2 separate regions of the Homo sapiens genome follow, and region 1 is linked to region 2. A link is an interaction called in ENCODE POLR2A ChIA-PET data of the cell type or tissue named here. Cell type or tissue: OCI-LY7. All regions are shown on one strand. Each heading gives the region's core, and the rest is flanking DNA. Links, peaks and the distances in the headings are about the cores only. Region 1 overlaps SIPA1L3 (signal induced proliferation associated 1 like 3). Region 2 overlaps SIPA1L3 (signal induced proliferation associated 1 like 3).

Region 1 (5,369 bases), core at 53-5,052, 82 kb after region 2:
TTCTCAGTTCTTCTGTATTACAGCAATGTAAAACAGTCAAAGCATCGTGTACCTTTCTTGACGTAGACTGGTGTTATTATCAGAGAGACAGATTTCTGGAAGTGGAATTGCTGGATTAAAATAAATAGAATGAAGCCAGGCGCGGTGGCTCACGCCTGTAATCCCAGCACTTTGGGAGGCCAAGACGGGTGGATCACTTGAGGTCAGGAGTTCTAGACCAGCCTGGCCAATGTGGTGAAACCCCTGTCTCTACTAAAAATACGATAATTAGCTGGGCATGGTGACACATGCCTGTGATCCCAGCTACTCAGGAGGCTGAGGTAGGAGAATTGCTTGACCAAGGAGGCAGAGGTTTCAGTGAGCCGAGATCACGCCACTGCACTCCAGCCTGGGCGACAGAGCAAGATTCCATCTCAAAAAAGTAAAAATAAAAATAATAAAATAAATAGAATGCACACCTAAAATGTTGATGCATAATTCCAGCTCTCTCTCTTGACTTTCCCTAGTTGGGAAAAACTGTACTGATTTAACACCCTTAAAAGCAGAATGGATGTGATGGCTCACAACTGTAATCCCAGCAGTTTGGGAGGCCAAGATGGGAGGATCACTTAAGCCCGGGAGTTCAAGACCAGCCTGGGCAACGTAGCAAGACCCAGTCTCTACAAAAAAAAATTAAAAATTAGCCAGGTGTGCTGGCACACCCCTATAGTCCCAGTTACTTGGGAGGCTGAGGCAGGAGGATCACTTGAGCCCAGGAGGTTGAGGATGCAGTGAGCCATAATCACACCACTGCACTCCAGACCAGGCGACAGAGTAATTTAAAATTTTGATGCACAGTTCTAACTTATTCTTTCTATTCCCCCAAGGGGAGAAAACTCTACTGATTTAACACCCTTAAAAGCAGAACAGGTCATGCAGGAACCCTGACCTGTGTGGGAGCCTTGCCAATTTGAATGTAACAGCTGGACGTGGCCTCCCTCTCTCCTGTGGGGACTGCCCTGGGTCCCTGGGTAGGAATTTGGGCTCCTTCTGGATGCTGGAGGAGATTTGTTTTAGAAACACCAATCCTCAGCCGGGCGTGGTGGCTCAAGTCTGTAATCCCAGCACTTTGGGAGGCCGAGGCGGGCAGATAACCTGAGGTCAGGAGTTCAAGACCAGCCTGGCCAACATGGCAAAACCCATCTCTACTAAAAATACAAAAATTAGCTGGGCATGGTGGTGCGAGCCTGTAATCCCAGCTACTCTGGAGGCTGAGGCAGAAGAATCGCTTGAACCCCGGAGGTGGAGGTTGCAGTGAGCCGAGATCATGCCACTGCACTCCAGCCTGGATGACAGAGTGAGACTCAGTCTGAAAAAAAAAAAAAGAAAGAAAGAAACACTAGTCCTCTGGGCTCTTTGACGTTAAATGTGGAAGTGCTGGCTTTCACAGCCGTGGCTGAGACTCCACTCGTTGCTCTTCCAGCCAGTGGAGCAGAGTCTCTGCCATGGCACTAGCTAATGAGATTTCTAAGATTTTCATCCATCTTATTTCCTGAGGGAGCTCTGTAGTGGTCCCATGTATGCTCAAACTCCCAGTAAGGTTGGGGAAGACATAGAGGGGAAAAATCAGATTTTTTTTTTTTTTTTTTTTGAGACAGAGTCTCACTCTTTTGCCCAGGCTGGAGTGCAGTGGCGCTATCTCGGCTCACTGCAAGCTCCACCTCCTGGGTTCACGCCATTCTCCTGCCTCAGCCTCCCGCGTAGCTGGGACTACAGGCGACCGCCACCATGCCCGGCTGATTTTTTTTCTTCATATTTTTTAGTAGAGACGGGGTTTCACCGTGTTAGCCAGGATGGTCTCGATCTCCTGACCTCGTGATCTGCCCGCCTCGGCCTCCCAAAGTGCTGGGATTACAGGCGTGAGCCACCACGCCCGGCCGAAAAATCAGATTCTTAACGTGCAATCTGCTGAGCTGTTGCTGACTTGCTGGAATTTTGTCCTTATGAATGGATTTTAAAGACAGTCAGCGTCATTCACGTATTCCCACAGCACACTCATTTGAACGATTTCATCTTATTTGGAGCACAGGGCAAAGGGGTGGCAGGCAGACTGTTGAGGTTTGAATCCCACCTGCCCCTCGTAACCTTTGCCTCATCTGTAAGATGGTCATGATGGAAGTCCCTACTTGGCAGGGCATGGTGGTTTGCACCTGTAACCCCAGCATTTTGGGAGGCCAAGGCAGGAGGATCACTTGAGGCCAGGAGTTTGAGGTTTTGTGAGACCTCATCTCTACAAAAAAAAATTTTTAAGTAAAAAATTAGCCGGTTGTGGTGGCACACAGCTGTAGTCCCAGCTACTCAAGAGGCTGAGGTGGGAAGATTGCTTGTGCCCAGGAATTTAAGGGCTGCAGTGAGCTATGATTGTACCACCACACTCCAGCCTGGGTGGCAAAGACCCTGTCTCAAAAAAGAGAAGAGAAATTTATTTAAAAAGGAAAAGAAGCCCCTACTTGATACAGTTGTTAGAACACACCAGTTAACACACGCCAGTGTGTAGCCCTGAATCTGGCGCATCAGGAGAGCTCATCAGTGTTGACCTTATGTTTAATACCGTCATCACCGTATTATCCCTCTCCACTGCCCCGCCCACATGTGAGAACAAATATGTTAGATCCCAGTCCACCCCAGACATGCATCTGTTCACAGTCTGGGGAAGACAGAAGATGCTCAGAGGCTTAAAAATCCAGTGGGCTAAGTCCCATATCAAGGGTGCATGTACATCCCCGGGAGCTCAGCAGAGGGAGGAAAGGGGGAATTCTGCCTGGCTTTAGTGGGACAGACAGCATGGGGGGACAATCGGAGGGAGGCGAGGACAAGGCGCTCTGAATCAGTGAACCCCTGAAATAACTCCTGCAAAGGTCACCAGTGCCCTTCATACCTATAACTGCCACCATACGTGACTCTTTGAGCAGCGTCCACTCCTGTTGACAGTTGGTCCTCCCCAACCACACCTGCGCTCCAGCCTCCCTGCTGGGCCTGCTGTATCTCATGTCCTGGCTCCCATCACCCACCTGCCCACTTGGATGTACAGCCTCTCCGAGCTCGGAGGCAGACCCTCTTCTCTCTGCTCTCTCTGTTCCTTCTGTCCTCACCTAAGACTGCACAGTAGAATCAGCTGCCGAGCTTTTAAGAGGCACTCAGGCCTGCGCCCCACCCCAACCAGCTAATTCAGAATCTCTGGGAGTGGGGTGTGGACAGATACCTATATATTTTTTTTTATTTTTTATTTTTGTGAGACAGAGTCTTGCTCTGTCTCCCAGGCTGGAGTGCAGTGGTGCGATCTCGGCTTACTGCAACCTCCACCTCCTGGGTTCAAGCGATTCTCCTGCCTCAGCCTCCCAAGTAGCTGGGACCACAGGCACGCGCCACTATACCTGGTTAATTTTTTTTTTTTTTTTGTATTTTTAGTAGAGATGGGGTTTTACCATGTTGGCCAGGCTGGTCTTGAACTCCTGACCTCAAGTGATCTGCCTGCCTTGGCCTCCCAAAGTGCTGGGATTACAGGCACGAGCTACCATGCCTGGCCCAGACACCTATATTTTTATAAAGCTCCTCTGTACCTCTATTGTATGCTGGCAGGAAGACCAGTCCCCCGAGCATCCCCATCTGGCCTTGGATACTGGCTGTTCCCAGCTTCCCTGCTCATCCACGGCAGGTACCCTCTCTTCTTGCAGATCCTGGTTTAGACACCACCCTTCAAGGAGTCTTCCTGACCCCCTCCCAACTATAGTGATCTTCAGTCCTATCTATCTATCTATCTATCTATCTATCTATTTTTGAGACAGGGTCTTGCTCTGTCACCCAGGCTGGAGTGCAGTGGCGTGATCACAGCTCACTGCAGCCTTGACCTCCTGGGCTCAAGCGATCCTCCCACCTCAGCCTCCCATAGTGCTGTGATTACACACATGAGCCACTGCACCCAGCCATTTTATGACCTTTACAATGCTGGCCACCCTTGGAAATTCTATTTTATTTCTCTGGCGTTTCTCTACTGGAGGTCCATTCATGAGAGCAGGGGCACAGTCTGTCCTGCTCAGAGATTTTCTTTAGCACCCACAGCAGTGGCGTGTAGTAGAAATAGATTGAGTAAATGAATGGATTTCGAGTGTTTGGTGCTTGTAGAATGAATGAATGAGTTATACATGACTGGGAAATGGTGAATAAATGAATATGTTTTTAGGGCTTTGTTGGCTGGAAGAACTTTTTTGAGGGATTTATAAGAACATGGTAGGTGTTTGTTGTGTGAGTGAATGGATGAATGGATGCATTTTAAGGACTAACTAGTTCTTCCTGGATAAACAAATGACTTGTACGTGCCCAGAAACTGCTGAGTCACTGGATGCATGCCTGGAGGAGTCCTCATTCCACCTGGGCCTTAGAGAGGAACCCTCGGACTTGATGCCACATCCCTGAGCCCTCCAGAGTGCTTGAGCCCCACTTAGCCTCCATGGCCGTGACTAGATCATGTTTCCCTGAAAGGGAGATGCTTGGAGCACATCAGGGCAGCCCTGAACACCCAGGGGGTCCCTCTACCTCTAAGCAAAGGCCTGTGAAAGGACAGCCCATCCCACCCCTACAAGCTATCTCCAAGCATTGCTTTCAGCTTCTTGGGCGTGCTGCTTCCCAGGGAAGGGCACACTCGGGCACCAAGCAGGCCCTGCTTGCCTTGGGTCACAGACCCCAACTGAGCCAGTGCTCCCTGGTCCTGAGTGAGGTTGTCATCCATCCAGTCATTTAATAGTTATGTTGTTTTATCTATCTATCTATCTATCTATCTATCTATCTATCTATCTATCTATCTATCTATCTATCTATCTGCCTGCCTACCCTACCTACCTGCCTACCTATCTATGTAGTGACAGAGTCTCACTTTATTGCCCAGGCGGGAGTACAGTGGCGTGATCTCGGCTCACTGCCACCTCCCTCTCCCAGGTTCAAGCAATTCTGTTGCCTCAGCCTCCCAAGTAGCTGGGACCACAGGCATGCACCACCATGCCTCGCTAATTTTTTCATATTTTTAGTGGACACGGGGTTTTACCTTGTTGGCCAGGCTGATCTCGAACCTCTGACCTCAGTTGATTCGCCCACCTCGGCCTCCCAAAGTGCTGGGATTACAGGCATGAGCCACTGTGCCCAATCAGATATTTATTTAGAAAAGAATTTTTTTAGAGACAGGGTCTCACTGTGCAACCAGGCTGGAGTGCGTGGTTCAACCCTGTCTCCTTCCTTTGTGATCAGCAGGGTCCCAGGTAAGGGCTGCTTTGTCTGCTGGGAGTGAAGTTGGCATGAGCAGGGCTCTCAGCCAGCCTGTGATGGACAGGAAATGTGAG
Region 2 (5,369 bases), core at 216-5,215:
TTTGCAGATGCGCTGTCCTTCCAGTCTCAGGGAGCGCTGTGTGAGCCCTGCGCAGGGCGGGGCAGCGAGGCGGTTAAGGGCTGGATTCCATCCTTACTAATGTGTGACCTTGGGCAAGTAACACCAAGCACAGTCAAAGAGAAAATTAGTAAATGAAATTCACTCTGAGTATAGAATAGAGATAAAATACATAGAAGTAACAAAACGGGTGGAGTGAGAAGAAGCATACATCTAGTAGGATTTCCAGAAATAAAGCTAGAAGGAGTGGTGGGGAGGCAATATTAGAACTAATGCTAAAAATGTGCCATAATTGAAGACTTGCATCTCAATGCTGAAAGCTCACAACGAGTGCCAAGCAGAGACTGGATAAAAAGAAATCCCCCAGATAGATTATTGTGAGGCTGCGAAACATTAAGGAAAGAGAGAAAACCTTGGAAACTAGCAGACTAGGCTAGGGCAAGTAACAAACCATCTCTAAGCCTCGGTATTCATTTCTGCAAAGTGAGGAAAAGAACTAGTTACTATGTGACCAGCTTACTAATGAGCTTGGAACTAGTAAAGATCTTTTTGCATAGGTCCTGACACATAGCAAGTGTGCATTAAATGTTAGCTGCGTTACTGTTGGTGTCATAAACGTTAATGACAACAGTAGTGATTGTTCTGTAGGCTGCTGTGGAATATGGCTGGTACTCCACAGATGCCTCTCATGCAGGCAACTCTGTAGCAAACTAGAGCATGTCCTTGTGGTGATCCCTGAAGAAGAGAATAGTCATTTCATGAACGTGACTGGAAGTCAAGATTTGTGGATTCCTTCAACAAATATTTCTGGGGCCTCTTGTCTGTGCTAAACACTGTTTCAAGGCCCAGGTATGCAGCAGAGAAGACAGACCTAGTCCTTGCTGTCCTGGAGTACAAGGTCTGGTGGAGGAGACAGACTAGAAATAAACAGTATTTATCAGAAGTGATTGGTAGTGCTATTAAGACGTTCAATTATTGTAGCATTTTGGGAGGCCAAGGCAGGAGGATCAGTTGAGGCCAGTTTGAGACCAGCCTGGGCGACAGAGCAAGATTCTATCTCTTAAAAAAATTGTTTTTTTCTTTTTTTTTTTTTTTGAGTGTGGGTCTCTCTCTGGTTGCCCAGGCTGGAGTGCAGTGGTGCAATCTTGGCTCACTGCAGCCTCAACCTCTCTAGCTCAAGCAATCCTCCCACCTCAGCCTCCTGATTGAGACTAGAGTCATGTGCCACCATGCCCAGCCAATTTTACGAAGAAAATTGTTTTAGTCAAGTGTGATGGCACATGCCTCTAGTTCCAGCTACCGGGGAGGCTGAGACAGGAGGATCACTTGAAGCCAGGAGTTCAAAACCAGCCTAGACAATAGAGAGAGAGAAAGAAAAGAAAGGAAAGGAAGGAAAGAAACTAAACCAGGATAAAGTGAAGTGAGTGGTAGTGGTGGGAGGGGTGTCTTAGAGGGATGAGGAAGGGGTCTGTCCGAGGAGGTGACATTTAATCTGAGACTTGAAAGATGAAAAGGAGCCAGTCATGCACACAGGTGGGTGAACAAGGGTGAGAATGTGTTGGGAGGGATTTGTAGTTTGTTCCCCAAAGCCTCCATTTGCTTCCATCCTAGGGGTGTTTGGAGAGGATGGCTGTGGGGAGCTGACTTTGGCGTCTAGGAAGAGAGGTGGTGGGCCCAGAGGCCGGGCCCCTCCCTGGCTCCTCCCAGCCTTCCCAGGGCCCTTACCCAGGGATGCGGGGCCACAGGGAAGAGACCCTTCGCCCCTTGGGTGGACTCCCTGACTTCCCAGCCAAGAATGTGGTTGTCCTTTTTGTTCCAAAGGTGACCCAGCTGCGCCGTCATGCGAGCAAAGCGGTGGCGCTTTGTGCCTGAAGCCCACTTTCTCCTTCCCCAGATAGATCAGCTCAAAGCTGTCTGCCCTAGAGAAGCTCCAGAAAGCAGCCAAGCCAGACTGGGCATGCTGCTTGGGGCTGTGGGGGAATTAACCATCTCTTTTCTTTGTGTCAAAGGTGGGGAAGGTATTAAAGCAACAGGGCTTCCTGGATAGAGCCACAGTTAGGAGCCCAGATTCAGGGCTTAAACTCCGGCTTCCCCACTTACACCTTGGGCAAATGCCTTCCATGTGCCTCACCTTAGCTTTCCCATCTGTAGAATGGGACAGTAATTCCTGTGCTTAGAAAAGTGCACACAGGATGTGCTACATAAGTGTTATCACCTTCCAATTTTAACTCGAGGTGAGATGGCTTTCTCTTTCCTCTAGTTTCTTGTCAACAGTTAAGACACTTGCATTCGACTTCTGTTTCTCCACACCAGCCCGGTTCTTGCCCAGGAGCTTGGCGTCTGGCAGTCAGCCAGGCTTCAGGTGCCAAAAGCAGCCCCTTTGCTGGGGAAAAGCAGGTTATTTGATGCCAGGAAGCTGAGAATTGTCAGGATGTTTGTCGCCAGCGTTGGGGGCCTGTGTGGTGCCTCCACAAAAGGGACTGCTCTTGCTTGCCAGGGAGAGAAGACTGCTTCCTCCAGGGCAGCTTCTTCTTTTCTTAACCCTGGCTGCACGAACCCTATTAGAATCAGGTGGGCACTGTTTACAACGTGCCCGTGCCTGCCTTCCCCTTTCCCCTCTTCCTGTGTAAAGGGCCTGAGGCCTAGGTGTGGAGACTTTTTTTTCTTAGCTGCCTGATGTGCCTTCAGGGACACTCTCTGAATTCAGGGGCATTCACAATCACTGAATGTAGCTGAGAACCACCTGGGGGTCGTGATAAAATGCAGGTTCTCATTCATCTGGTCTGAGGAGGAGCTGAGCGTTTTCTTTTTTCTTTTTTTGCTTTTTGAGATAGAGTCTCACTGTGTCACCCAGGCTGGAGTGCAGTGGTGCGATCTCGGCTCACTGCAACCTTTGCCTCCCAGGTTCAAGCAATTCTTGTGCCTCAACCTCCCGAGTAGCTGGGATTACAGACTTGTGCCACCATGCCTGGCTAATTTTCGAATTTTTTGTAGAGATGGGGTTTCACCATGTTGGCCAGGCTGGTCTCAAACTCCCGACCTCAGGTGATCCACCCGCCTCAGCCTCCCAAAGCACTGGGATTATAGATGTGAGCCACCGCGCCCGGACACATCTGCTTTTTCAGTGAGCTCCCAGGTGATGTAGATGATGCTGTTTCCCGGACCTTAGGTGTCAGAATCAAGGGCCTAGAAGTCTGCTTTTCAGATGTGTAGAATCTGGGACACGCACTTTGAATCCTTAGCTGCATTTTTCCCAGACCCCTTGGTGATTGACTACCCATTAGGATTTGGGAGCCTAGACCAGGGTTTGTGAACCCTGACGCTGTTGACCTTTGGGGCTAGATCACTCTTTGATGTCAGAATTGTCCTGTGCATATTATGGGCTGTTCAGCAGCATCCCTGGCCTCTACCCACTAGATGCCAGTAACAGCACCCCCCAGCGGGGATCATCAAAAGTGTCTCCAAATGTCCCCTGGAATAGAGGTGGGGCAGTGTTGTCCCTAGTTGGTTACCAGCGGCCTCGCACCCTCTAATTTCACCATGCCTGGGACCCCCTAGGCCAGCTGGTCACTCACATCGATGCTCAGGTCCCACAGTAGCAGTCATGGCCACTTTAGTTTGGGGCAGGCCCCAGTGGGGATACAAGCTCTTGGTGCATCTCCCGTCTGCTGCACTTTGACAGCCACTGTCCCGGCGCCTTTACTGCTCAGTAAATGGTGGGTGTGGCTGGACTAGCAAGTGGGGAAAGGATAATAAACGGAGCTTGGTATTTGTGTTGGGAGAGTGGGAATCAGAATGAAGTCACCATAAAGTCCCTTTTAATAACAGTAGAGAAGATTCTAGGCTTGGTGGTATTATCTCCTTTGGAAATTGTCCCAAATTCTCTCTCTATTCTCCCCTCCTCCTACAGTCCCCCTGCTGGTCCTGTCTGTCCTTGGCTCCCACTGGCCTAAGGCAGCAGTCTCTCATTATCCTGCTGGCTCCTGCCCTACCTCTCCTGGTCTGTCCTCTGCACTCAGCCAGGTGGGGCCTGTGAACACCTGAGGTCACGGCCCTCCCCTGCTCAGAACCTCCCATGGGATCTGGAGTACCAGCATCTCACTCAAGAGAAAAGTCAAGGCCAGGTGCAGTGGCTCACGCCTGTAATCCCAACACTTTGGGAGGCTTAGGTGGGAGGATTGCTGGAACCCAGGAGTTCGAGACCAGCCTGGGCAACATAGACCCTGTCTCTACAAAAAATTTTATAATTTTTAAAAAATTATTATCAAAAAGAGAAGCAGGGTGCAGTGGCTCATGCCTGTAATCCCAGCACTTTGGGAGGCCGAGGCGGGTGGATCACCTGAGGTCAGGAGTTTGAGACCAGCCTGGCCAACATGGTGAAACCCTGTCTCTAGTAAAAATACAGAAATGAGCCAGACATGGTGGTGGGCACCTGTAATCCTAGCTACTCGGGAGGCTGAGGCAGGAGAATCGCTTGAACCCAGGAGACAGAGGTTGTAGTGAGCCGAGATCACACCACTGCACTCCAGCCTGGGCGACAGAGCGGGACTCCATCTCAAAAATAAATAAATAAGTAATACATAAATAAGAATTAAAAAGAGGAAAGTCAGTGTCTTTTGTGTGGCCCACTGGGCCCCCTTGATCTGGCCCTGTCACCTCTCTGCCTTGTCCTCTGCTTCCTGCCCCATTGCTCTTTGACCCTTTCCCTGCTCCTAGAACGCACCAGGCACGTTCGCTCTCCAGGATCTCTGCGCGGGCCGTCCTCCCTCCCACTCCACACAGTCCTCTGGCTGCTCCTGCGAAGCTTCCCTTAGGTTTCTCTGCTCAGAAGTCACCCTCCCAGCGAGGCCTTCTTTACAAGCCTGACCTCCAAACAAAAACAGATTCCTCTCCCCTTCTCATGCAATATAAGCCCTGTTAGAGCTGGGGCCTTGTCTGCTTTCCTGTGGTTTCCCCAGCACGGTGCCTGCCGTGTAGGAGGTGTTGGCTGTGTGATTGAGGAGGGAATGAGTGAACTGCTGCTTAAGTGCTTCTTTGTGCCTGGCCTTGTGCATCCTCCCACGGAACCTTCCTAACTCTGTGGGGCAGCTCCTGTTTTTTGTTTGTTTGTTTGCTTTTAAAGACAAGATATTGCTCTGTCACCCAGGCTGGAGTGCAGTAGCACAGTCATAGCTCACTGCAACATCCATTTGCTGAACTCAAACCATCCTCCCACCTCAGCCTCCTGAGTAGCTGAGACTACAGGTGTGCGCCATCACTCCTGGCTAATTTTTAAAAAATATTTAGTAGAGACGGGGATCTCACTGTGTTGCCCAGGCTGGTCTTGAACTCCTGGCCTCAAGCAGTCCTCA

The links. ChIA-PET counts read pairs that join two places held together with the same protein. Peaks named below come from ENCODE experiments on the same cell type or tissue, not always from the same donor. Only the 100,000 strongest peaks of a DNase experiment are listed, where the experiment ranks them.
Region 1: POLR2A ChIA-PET joins it to region 2 with 6 read pairs; 5 of 35 experiments call an interaction of 5 or more read pairs at or near these places.

What each region holds. Positions count from the first base shown.
Region 1 is chr19:38,066,411-38,071,779 of GRCh38, forward strand. All of the region lies in intron 2 of SIPA1L3 (signal induced proliferation associated 1 like 3), which reads left to right. Among named protein-coding and RNA genes, the nearest start is that of SNORD152, 94 kb to the right of the region's middle. RefSeq lists enhancers at 4,075-4,576, 4,577-5,076. In OCI-LY7, for the core only: no CTCF peak of the experiment used is centred there; no DNase peak of the experiment used is centred there.
Region 2 is chr19:37,984,101-37,989,469 of GRCh38, forward strand. All of the region lies in intron 1 of SIPA1L3 (signal induced proliferation associated 1 like 3), which reads left to right. Among named protein-coding and RNA genes, the nearest start is that of SIPA1L3, 80 kb to the left of the region's middle. RefSeq lists enhancers at 4,263-4,768, 4,769-5,274, 5,275-5,369. In OCI-LY7, for the core only: CTCF peaks have their summits at 3,467 and 3,671; DNase peaks (open chromatin) are centred at 2,581 and 3,451; H3K4me3 peaks cover 914 bases; H3K27ac peaks cover 3,043 bases.